2 separate regions of the Homo sapiens genome follow, and region 1 is linked to region 2. The links are chromatin loops, found by intact Hi-C in ENCODE. Cell type or tissue: PC-3. All regions are shown on one strand.

Evidence for each region. Hi-C counts contacts between places; a loop is a spot of excess contacts. Peaks named below come from ENCODE experiments on the same cell type or tissue, not always from the same donor. Only the 100,000 strongest peaks of a DNase experiment are listed, where the experiment ranks them.
Region 1: it touches region 2 in a loop (4-fold over the local background); 24 of 110 quality-filtered maps call a loop at or near these places.

The regions. Positions count from the first base shown.
Region 1 is chr5:148,806,329-148,811,328 of GRCh38, forward strand. No RefSeq gene overlaps it. Among named protein-coding and RNA genes, the nearest start is that of ADRB2, 18 kb to the right of the region's middle. RefSeq lists a silencer at 2,745-2,824 and enhancers at 3,115-3,164, 3,215-3,264. In PC-3, no CTCF peak of the experiment used is centred here; DNase peaks (open chromatin) are centred at 463 and 2,713; H3K4me3 peaks cover 1,489 bases; H3K27ac peaks cover 777 bases.
Region 2 is chr5:148,738,682-148,743,681 of GRCh38, forward strand. No RefSeq gene overlaps it. Among named protein-coding and RNA genes, the nearest start is that of ADRB2, 85 kb to the right of the region's middle. In PC-3, CTCF peaks have their summits at 2,763 (motif pointing right) and 2,981; a DNase peak (open chromatin) is centred at 2,780; H3K4me3 peaks cover 248 bases.

The sequences.
Region 1 (5,000 bases), 68 kb after region 2:
TCAATGGAAGAGAAGGGAACAAATTTGATATGAAGTCCTACACCTTGAAGGGACTGCAGATGCTTAGTCTAAGGAAGAAAAGACACAAGGAAAATGGAGCTTGCTTGCAAAGATTACTTATTGAGCATCAACACATTCAGGAGTTCCAGCTGGTGCTAGATTTGGGGGATATAATGATAAGCAACAGCAAGTAAAGTCTATGTTGTTTCTGCCCTGAGGGAGTGTTTGGAAAATATATTAATGGAATGATCTCACAAATAAAGGCGAAGGTGCAAGGCTGAGATAACTGCTGGGAAGAAGGGCCCAGTGTTTTGAGAGCATGTCCCAGAGGGTGGGGATGTAGACTTCCAGAGGAAACGATGATAAGACTGAGAGCTAAGAGATGAGCAAGAAAGTAAGAGATAAACAGAAGGGAAGGAAAGACTTTTAGACATTGGGAACAGCATGTGCAAATACCTGACTCACAGGAAGGGCTGAGAAGGTCAGCATGGCTGCAGCACGCTGTGAGGGACATGCAGGGCTGTCTCCAGAGGCCCATGAGCTGTGGGACAGAGGAGCGATGGGGCTTGTTCTGTGTGGTCTGCAAATGCATCCATTAGGGGTGCTGCAGACAGTTATTCAGTTATTCTAAGAGACTTACGGTGGAGGTGCTGGGAGTTTCTTTATTTTAAATTCATGAAAATAAAAAGGTAGCATTTATTCAGTTTCACCATGTGCCAGGCCCTGTCTAAATAGTTGTCTCGTGAATCCACACAATAGTCTCAGGTGGTAAGTGCTCCCGTTACCTACTGCTGTGTAACAAACAATCTTAAAAGAGCTGGTGGCTGGAGTAGGCTGGGTGGGGGATCTGTCTCCATGCAGCTGCTCCATCGCATGGCTACTTTGGGCTTCTTCATAGCATGGAGGTCTCTGAATAGTATACTTCTTACATAGTGGAGGACTTTCCCCAGAGCAAGCAGTTCTGGTGAGACAGGCAGAAGTTGCCAGTCCCCTAAAAGCCTAGCTCCATAACTGGCAGCCTCACTTTCACTGAATTCACTGGACGTAGCAGTCACAGGTCAGACCACATTCGAGGAGGTGGAAGAATAAACTCCACTTCTTGATGGGGCAATGGCATGTGCATGAAGGATACAAGGAATCCAGGATGGTTATCTTGGAGACAAGCCTTTATACAATCCCCATTCTACAGATGAAGGGACCAAGGTTAATAGACACACTTTCCCAAGATCATACAGTCAGCAGCAAGTGGCAGAATTGGGATGCAAATCCAGGTCTATCTGACTTCAAAACATCCTGTCTTTAGTTACTGTCATGTTCCTTTCACAGGATAGGATGGGGCCATGAGAAAAGTCCTCAGCTGTGAGTCCTGGGTTCTGATCCCTGCACTGCCTCCAATTTGCATGTGACAATTATAAGCCACTTCCCACCTGTGGGCCTCAGGCTTCTCATCTGTGCAGGGAGAATTGGACTCCTGGGTCTTGCATGGCAGTCCCAGCTTTAGGATTCTGGGGTTTTGAGGGTCTGTGCTGCATCCTCAGGGCTTGTTGGTCACTGACCTGCTGCTTCACTCAGCATGTCAGCCGAGTGAAGCATATCAGCATGTCAGAGCCCTCCAAGGGGCAGTAGCCTCTGTTCTTCCTCTTTCCCTTCCCTCTTAGCAACACTCTGCTTTGCTCCCGTGGCTGCTCTGTTTACCCAGTCTCTCCTCCATTTTCCAGTAACCAGTAAGAAGTACTTTAGGTCTCTCCTCCTCAACAGGCTCCCCTGAGTGGCTGATTTTAATCTTGACTCTGAACTTCACAGAGGCTGAGACCAACATCTTTTTATGAGTCAGTGCATATCAGTATTTGCTGAGCTTTGCAAATAATTGGCAGCTCAAGAGTGAATTGAAGGATCATTCATATAAGCAATTGCATGTTCTTGTTTTGTTCAAACCAACAAACTATACACACAACTGCAGACCGTTGAGGACAGCAATTGTGTCTGAATTACTCACCATTGTATCAACAGCACCTTGCAAAGTGACTGACCCAGAAGAGGTAATCAAATTGTTACACTTTTTGGTTGCATTGGCAAAATTTATTTAAATCCCTGACATTTGAATCTTTAAATATTAGTTTTACGGTTCAATTCACCCGCGAAAATATTTGAGTGCAATTTTCCTCTTTTGTCTATTCTATTATAGTTACTGATAATTTTTCTCCTTATTGGTTTTTGCAAGTCTAATATTGTTTTTCCCTAGGAATATCCCCTTTTCCACTTAAGCCACTGAAATTTAAACTTCCCTTCAGGCCTTTTCCTTTTCTTTTCTGGCTCAGCTAAAAGGTAAAATAAATCAGTAACAGAGATTGAGAGTCAGAAACCATATATTCTAGACCTGTTTCTCCTACTACCTCTGTGATATTTCTCAAATTCTTTCCTCACTAAGGACCTGTTTCCCTGTTTGTATTAAGAAAGGGTTGGTATGTCAGTGGATATTTTTCAGCAATGGAAGATTTGCACAAATACAAATTTACGCAGAAGCAGGATACAGAAAGCAGCCAGAAGTGGAGCAGCACCAGCCGGGGTGGGGACCAAGACCTCCCACCCTCCTTGGTGTCTGTCTGCCTTTGAGGTCCCTCTGCCAAAGTGGCGCTCTGCTGAGCAAAGTAATCCCTCAGGGCACTCCAACTCTGAGACAGAATGATTTATAGCCCTGTTAATCCACCAGGCTGTCAAAAACGGCCACATCAGCAGACATACACAGAGACATGCAGTCACATACACTCAGGACAAAAAATAAGCCCCAGAAACTGCTTGAGCAAGCTCAGGCTTTTCTCTAGCACCTTCCTCATTTGTTCAAGTTTTTGCCATCTTTATTTTCATTTCCTGGTTTCTTCTCACATCCTTCCTCTTTTCCCCTCCAAGTTACTAAAAATTCTAACAATTTCTACTTTTACTTCTTTGCTGTTATCTGCGGCACATCGTTGCCCCACCCCCACTCTTGGTCGCTATAGTCACAGATTTATTATTGAGTTTGTTAACTTTTGCTTCTCAATTTCTCCACCCAAAAAAAGAGGAGATGAAGGAAAGGACTCTTGTGGCCATGACACTATATTCAAGAAATCTGTGGAGCATTAGTTTTGATTTTCGGTTTTGTTTTTACTGAATTGCACTTTTTAATAGTAGTCATAGTAAAAACTCAAACAAAACAGGTGAGTACCAAAATGAAAGTAAAAGTATACTGTCGGGGCCGCTCCACAGGTCCCATGCCCCAGTCCCTAGTCCCCTATGTTATATATACGTTGTTAATTGCTTCTACTTTCCAAAATATGTTTGTGAATATAAACACGTGTTACTTATACTAAAAGGCGATATTTTACGTAGTTTTGTTTCAACCTTTCTTACTTCATATCTGGGAGATCTTTATGTACCAGCATATATATCTAGTTCATTCTTTGAACTACAGCATAAAATGTCATTGTACATTAGACTAATTTATTGAATTTATATACACATATTCCTATGGTGAGCATTTATGTTGGATAGATGCCACATACAACTGTTTGTTTACACAAATGGAGACATGCTACTCACACTTGTACAATTCACTTTTTTACTTCTTGATGTATTTTAAATATTGCTTCAGATCAGCTGGCACAGAGCCACCTTTCTAAAAAAATAATAGACTTCCAGCCTGAGCAATATGGTGAAACCCCATCTCTACAAAAAATACAAAATTAGCTGGATGCAGTGGTCCCAGCTACTCAGGAGGCTGAGGTGGAAGGATCACTTTAGCCGGGAGGCAAAGGTTGCAGTGAGTCAAGATCTCACCACTGCACTCCAGCCTGGTGACAGAGTGAGACCCTGTCTCAAATAATAATAATATTAGACTTTATTTTTTAAAGCAGAGGTTCACAGTAAAACTGAGTAGAAAATACAGAGATTTTCCTTACACTCACTGCCCTCACACACACACACCCACACACACACAGCCTTCCCTACTAGCAACATCCCACACCAAAGAGGTATATTTGTTACAATCGACGAACCTATACAGTCAAATCATAATCATCCAAACTCCACAGTTTATGTTAAGGTTCATTCTTGATGTACATGCCAAGGGTTTTGACAAATGTAGAGTGACATATCTTACATCTAACATTATGGTATCCTACAGAATAGTTTCACTGCCCTAAAAATAGTTTCACTGCTCTTCTGTGATCCATGTACTCATCCCTCCCTCTCCCCAGGCCCAGGTCCATACAGTAAAAACAGGATGGGGCCATGAGAAAAGTCCTCAGTATGGATACAGTAAAAACATCCTGTTTTTACTGTATCCATAGTTTTGCCCCTTCCAGAATATCATATATAGTCATGTGCCAATTAGTGACTGGGATACATTCTGGGAAATGCATCATTAGTCGATTTCATCATTTTGCCAACATCATAGAGTGTACTTATACAAACCTAGATGACAGAGCCTACTGCACACCTAGGCTGTATGCTATAGCCTATTGCTCCTAGGCTATAAACCTGTACAGCTTGTTACTGTCCTGAATACTGTAGGCAACTGCAACACAATGGTAAGAATTTGTGTAGCTAAACATAGAAAAGGTACAGTAAAAATATGGTATAAAATATAACAAATGGTACACATTTTAGGGCACTTTCCGTCAATGGCAATTGCAGGAGTGGAAGTTGCTCTGGGTGAGACGATGAGGAAGTGGTTAGTGAATGTAAAGACCCAGGACATTACTGTACACTAGTATAGACAGTATAAATACTGTTTGCTTATGCTATGCTGAATTTATAAATAAAATAATTTTTCTCTCTTCAACAATAAGCTTAGATTATTGTAACTATTTTACTTTAAAAACAATTTCTCTTAACTTTTTTATTCTTTTGTAGTAACACAGCTTGAAACACAAATACAGAGGAAGATAATTTTTTTCTCTCCTTATATCCTTATTCTATAAACTTTTACCTATATTAATGTTATTTTTATTTTTTACTTTTTA
Region 2 (5,000 bases):
TTTCCTCCTTTCCTAGACGTCTGCTTACATAGCCTAGAAAGAAGGAGGGAGGAGAAAGCGGAAAGGCTCATGGTAGCAGGGCCAGTTTTGACTTTTAAGAAGCCCTGGGGATTTGTGGGGGGAACAGTGTTCTGGCTCCAGCTATTGCTGGCAATCTTTAGAATGTGGCACTAGATCCTCTTTGTCCATTGTTTGGGGTTCTACTTGTCAATACTGGAATAATAGGAAAAGTGTGATATACCATCCTATCACATATGGCCGTCTGCAGCGGGACTTAATGAAGCTTTCAAATACACAGAGGCCTTGTCACCATAGCTCTTTCTAATGCTAGTCAATACTTTCTATGTATTAGGTTTCTTGCTAAAGCTTTGCCTTGAATGTTTACATGCGGGCAATACCCAAGAACCTAACTGGAGGCAAGACAGGTGAGGGAAGCAGGACAAACACACCCAGTCTGACCCAGTCGATAATGAGTTTTCTACATCTGAGAATGTGATATTTGTGTAACACGTTACAGTTTAACAGGAGCTTTCATCCCCCTTTAGCTGGCACATGGCTGAGTAATCAATATATGTTTTCGTAAATGATTGAATGCAACTATAGAGTCATTTTCTCCTCCTCAAAATAACCCTGTGAAGTAGGCAGTGCAGGGATTATTATTCTCACTTTACAGAAAAGGAAACCAGGGCCCAAAGAAGTGAAATAGTTTCCTGAGTCCACGTAGTCAGTGACTGTATGTGCTCAAACCAGAACCAGCAGTGTCAGGCACCCATACTAGCTCATTTCAAAAGTCAGGAAGTCAGGAAGCAGGACGGTATTCTTGATAAAATAGGGAATTGGATTGGATCAAGTGCTTAAGTGTCTTCTCAGTATTAAGTCTCTATTCCTAGCCTCCCTCAATAATCTTACAGCACAGTTGGGAGCTGCCATGGAAGGGGATGGTAGGCAGAAGTTCAGGCTGCTAACCAGCTGGGAATTGAGTAAAAGGAACAAGAGAAAGGCCTTCTGGTGCCAAGACTCTGGAGAAATGTTTGTTGACTTTTGGCTTTGCATTGACTACTTCCAACTAGGCTTTGAAGCTGACTTTTTGATCCCAGGGCTCCCTGGGATGGGTGGGGGAGCTCATGACATTGTTGCTGTGGTTCTCCAGGCAACCACAAACCCTCAGTAGCTCCAGGAAGATGCCTTAATTACGTGGAAAGCGATGAGGGAACTACAGAGAAAACAAGAGATATCTACAAGGAAAGTGGGGCAAAAACAACAAGAATCTAAAGGGCAAAACAAGAGAGGCCCCAGGGGCGAAGCAACAGCCAGCACAGCAGCACTGTGAGGATGTTGATGGTGCCTCTCCTGGAGTCCTTCAGAATAAACTTGTCCCTTATAAAACTGAACTAGAAAGTGTCTAAAGGAATGAGAGCCCTAGCTCTCAGCCAAGTCTCCTAAAATAAGTTTTAAGAGATGGAGTGATGTTCTAAAAACACAGACCTAAATATTCACTCCCTTGCTCATAAGCTCTCTTTGCTCCTTGTTACCCTCCAGATAAAGTCTGTGCTCCTCGGCAGAGCTCAAGGACACTATTCAGTTCCTCTCCATGCCCCATGACTCTCTCGAATCTGGTCTGGGCATTTGTGCAAGGTTCTCCCTCCTTGGCAAATCACTACTTATCTCAAGGTCTAAGCTTCAACATTAATTTTTCTAGGAACATCCCCTCGATCCTATTCCCATCCCCATATTAGGCACAGTGTTCCTTCTGTATGTTCCTACAACATCACGATCTTTCATAATGGCCACATCGCTGGCACCGTTAGGTGCATGTCCGTCCCCTTCTCAGATACATCTCTCACATGAAGCAGAGGTCCGGGCACTTAGGAAGTGCTCATTAAGTATCTGTTGGATAAATAATAATGAGAAACAGTCAAAATCTCTAAAAGAGCCTTCTGTTTCACCAAGCAAAGAGGAAGGAAAATAACCAAGTGTGGGACATTGAGCAAAGAGATTATTTTTAACAGGAACAGAAACCCAGACAAATAAATGGCCCTTAATTTATGTCAGGGTTATCAAGAAATATATTATGCCCTTGATAATTGTGCAGTTATAATTACTTCTTCTGGAAACTGGGCTTTGTTGGAAGAAAGATTGGAGAGATTTGGAGATAAGTTTCCTTAGGAATAAACATGGAGAATCAAAATCCACCAAATGCCTGGATATCTCGGAAAAGAGATCAAACTGAAATAAGTGAGTGGACAGAACAGCCAATGTGGGTCTGACAGAGTAGCTGCGTCTAAAGGGGCAGCTGCTTCTCAGCTCCAGCCAATTGTTGAAATGCAAGAATACCAGCAGCAGCAGCCAAATCTCGTGACTGTCCCAGAGAGGACTCAAGTCCTTGTGGGGTGTGTACGTCTGCATGTGTGAAATCCTCTGGGTTCTAAATCTCCCCAGCTTGTTTACATTTTTAATAGTTACTAATCAGTCCAAAACAGCAAGTTGTATGAGTCCCAGAGATGCCAGGGTTTGACCTTCGCACCAAAAAACCTGACCTCCCATGGCTCTGTTTACCGAAAACTGTCAACACCAAACTGCAAGCGCCAAAGCTCCAAACAACATGATCCACCTGCAGAAAGTGATCAATACATGAGGGACTAAAGAAGAACAGAGGTTTGTCTGGGTCAGTTATTGGCACATAGTAAGTGGGTGCTCAGTCAATAAATAGCTGTTAAATGGGATAAAGAATAAGGAAATGGTGGATGTATGTCTGCAGTTCAAGGTTTGTACCACTAGATGGTGAAGTTTGTTTTTTTTCTGCAGATGTAAGCATAGAGAAATAAAATACTAGGATAGTTTTATGGATACATCTACAAGCCATGAGTACATAGCTCGGACATCCCACAAATGCTAACAGCTGTTTTCACATCGTCTTCGCTATTCCTCCTCACTTCCAACTCCAGTCAGCTCCGGATAAAAATAAAGTCATTAAAAGTAGCTGGCTTTCCTTGATATGAGAAGGACCATGTTAGAAATAGAGGATTACTAGAATTATACAACCTCCCAAGACTGAGCCAGGAAAAAGTTCAAACTCTGAACAAATTACGAGTTCCTAAATTGAATCAGTAATAAAAATCCTACCAACAAGTAAAAACCCAGGACCAGACAGATTCACAGCCGAATTCTACCAGACATATAAAGAAGAGCCAGTATTATTCCTATCGAAACTTTGCAAAAAATGGAGGAGAAGGACTCCTCTCTAACTCATTCTATGATGTCAGCATCATCCTGATTCCAAAACCTGGCAAAGACTCAACAACAACAACAAAAAAGGAAACTTCAAGCCAATATTCTTGATGGATATCTATGCAAAAATCCTCAACAAAATACTAGCAAACCAAATTCAGCAGCATATCAAAAAGCTAATCCACCATGATCAAGTAGGCTTTATCCCTGGGATGCAAGGTTGGTTCAACATATACAAATTAATAAATGTGATTCATCACATAAACAGAACTAAAAACAAAAACCATATATAATCTCAATAGATGCAGAAAGGGCTTTTGATAAAATTCAGCATCCTTTCATGTTAAAAACCCTCAACAAACTAAGCATTGGAGGAACATACCTCAAAATAATAAGAGCCATCTATTACAAACCCACAGCCAACATCACACTGAATGGGCAAAAGCTGGGAGCATTTCCCTTGAGAACCAGAACAAGACAAGGATACCCTCTCTCACCACTCCTATTCAATATAACACTAGAAGTCTCAGCCAGCATAATCAGGCAAGAGAAGGAAATAAAAGGGTTCCAAATAGGAAGACAGAAAGTCAAATGATCTCTGTTTGCAGACAATATTATTTTATCCTTAGAAAACCCCATAGTCTCGCCCCAAAAGCTCCTAGCTCTGATAACCAACTTCAGCAAATTTTCAAGATAAAAAATCTATGTACAAAAATTAGTCACATTTTTATACACCAATAATTCCCAAGCTGAGTGCCAAATCAAGAACGCAATTGAGGCTGGGCGCGGTGGCTCAGGCCTGTAATCCCAGCACTTTGGGAGGCTGAGGCGGGTGGATCTCGAGGTTAAGAAATTGAGACCATCCTGGCTAACATGGTGAAACCCTGTCTCTACTAAAAAATACAAAAAATTAGCTAGGCGTGGTGGCGGGCGCCTGTAGTCCCAGCTACTCGGGAGGCTGAGGCAGGAGAATGGTGTGAACCCAGGAGGTGGAGCTTGCAGCGAGCCGAGATTGCACCGCTGCACTCCAGCCTGGGTGAGAGAGCGAGACTCCATCTCAAAAAAAAAGAAAAAAAAAAGAATGCAATTGAATTCACAATAGCTACAAAAAGATAAAATACCTAAGAATACAGCTAACCAGGGAGGTGGAAAGACTTCTGCAACAAGAATTACAAAACGCTGCTGAAAGAAATCAGAGATGACATAAACAAATGGAAAAGCATTACATGCTCATGGATAGGAAGACTCAATATTGCTAATATGGCCATACTACCCAAAGCAATGTACAGATTCAATGCTATTCCTATCAAATTACCAATGACATTCTTAGCACAACTAGAAAAAATTATTCTAAAATTTATATGGAAACAAAGAATAGCCCAAATAGCCAAACACTCCTAAGGCAAAAGAACAAAGTTGGAGGTATCACATTACCTGACTTTATAGTATACTACAAGGCTCCAGTAAACAAAACAGCATGACACTGATACAAATACAGACACATAGACTAATGGAACAGAATAGACAGCCCAGAAGTAAATCCACAAACCTACAGTTATCTGATCTTTGATAAAGTTGACAAAAACAACCAATGGAGAAAGGACTCGCTATTCAATAAATGGTGCTGGGATAATTAGCTAGCCATGTGCAGAAGATTAAAACTGGACCCCTTCCTTGCACCATATAAAAATTAACTCAAGACAGATTAAATACTTACATATAAAACCTAAAACTATAAAAACTCTTGAAGAAAACATAGAAAATACCATTCT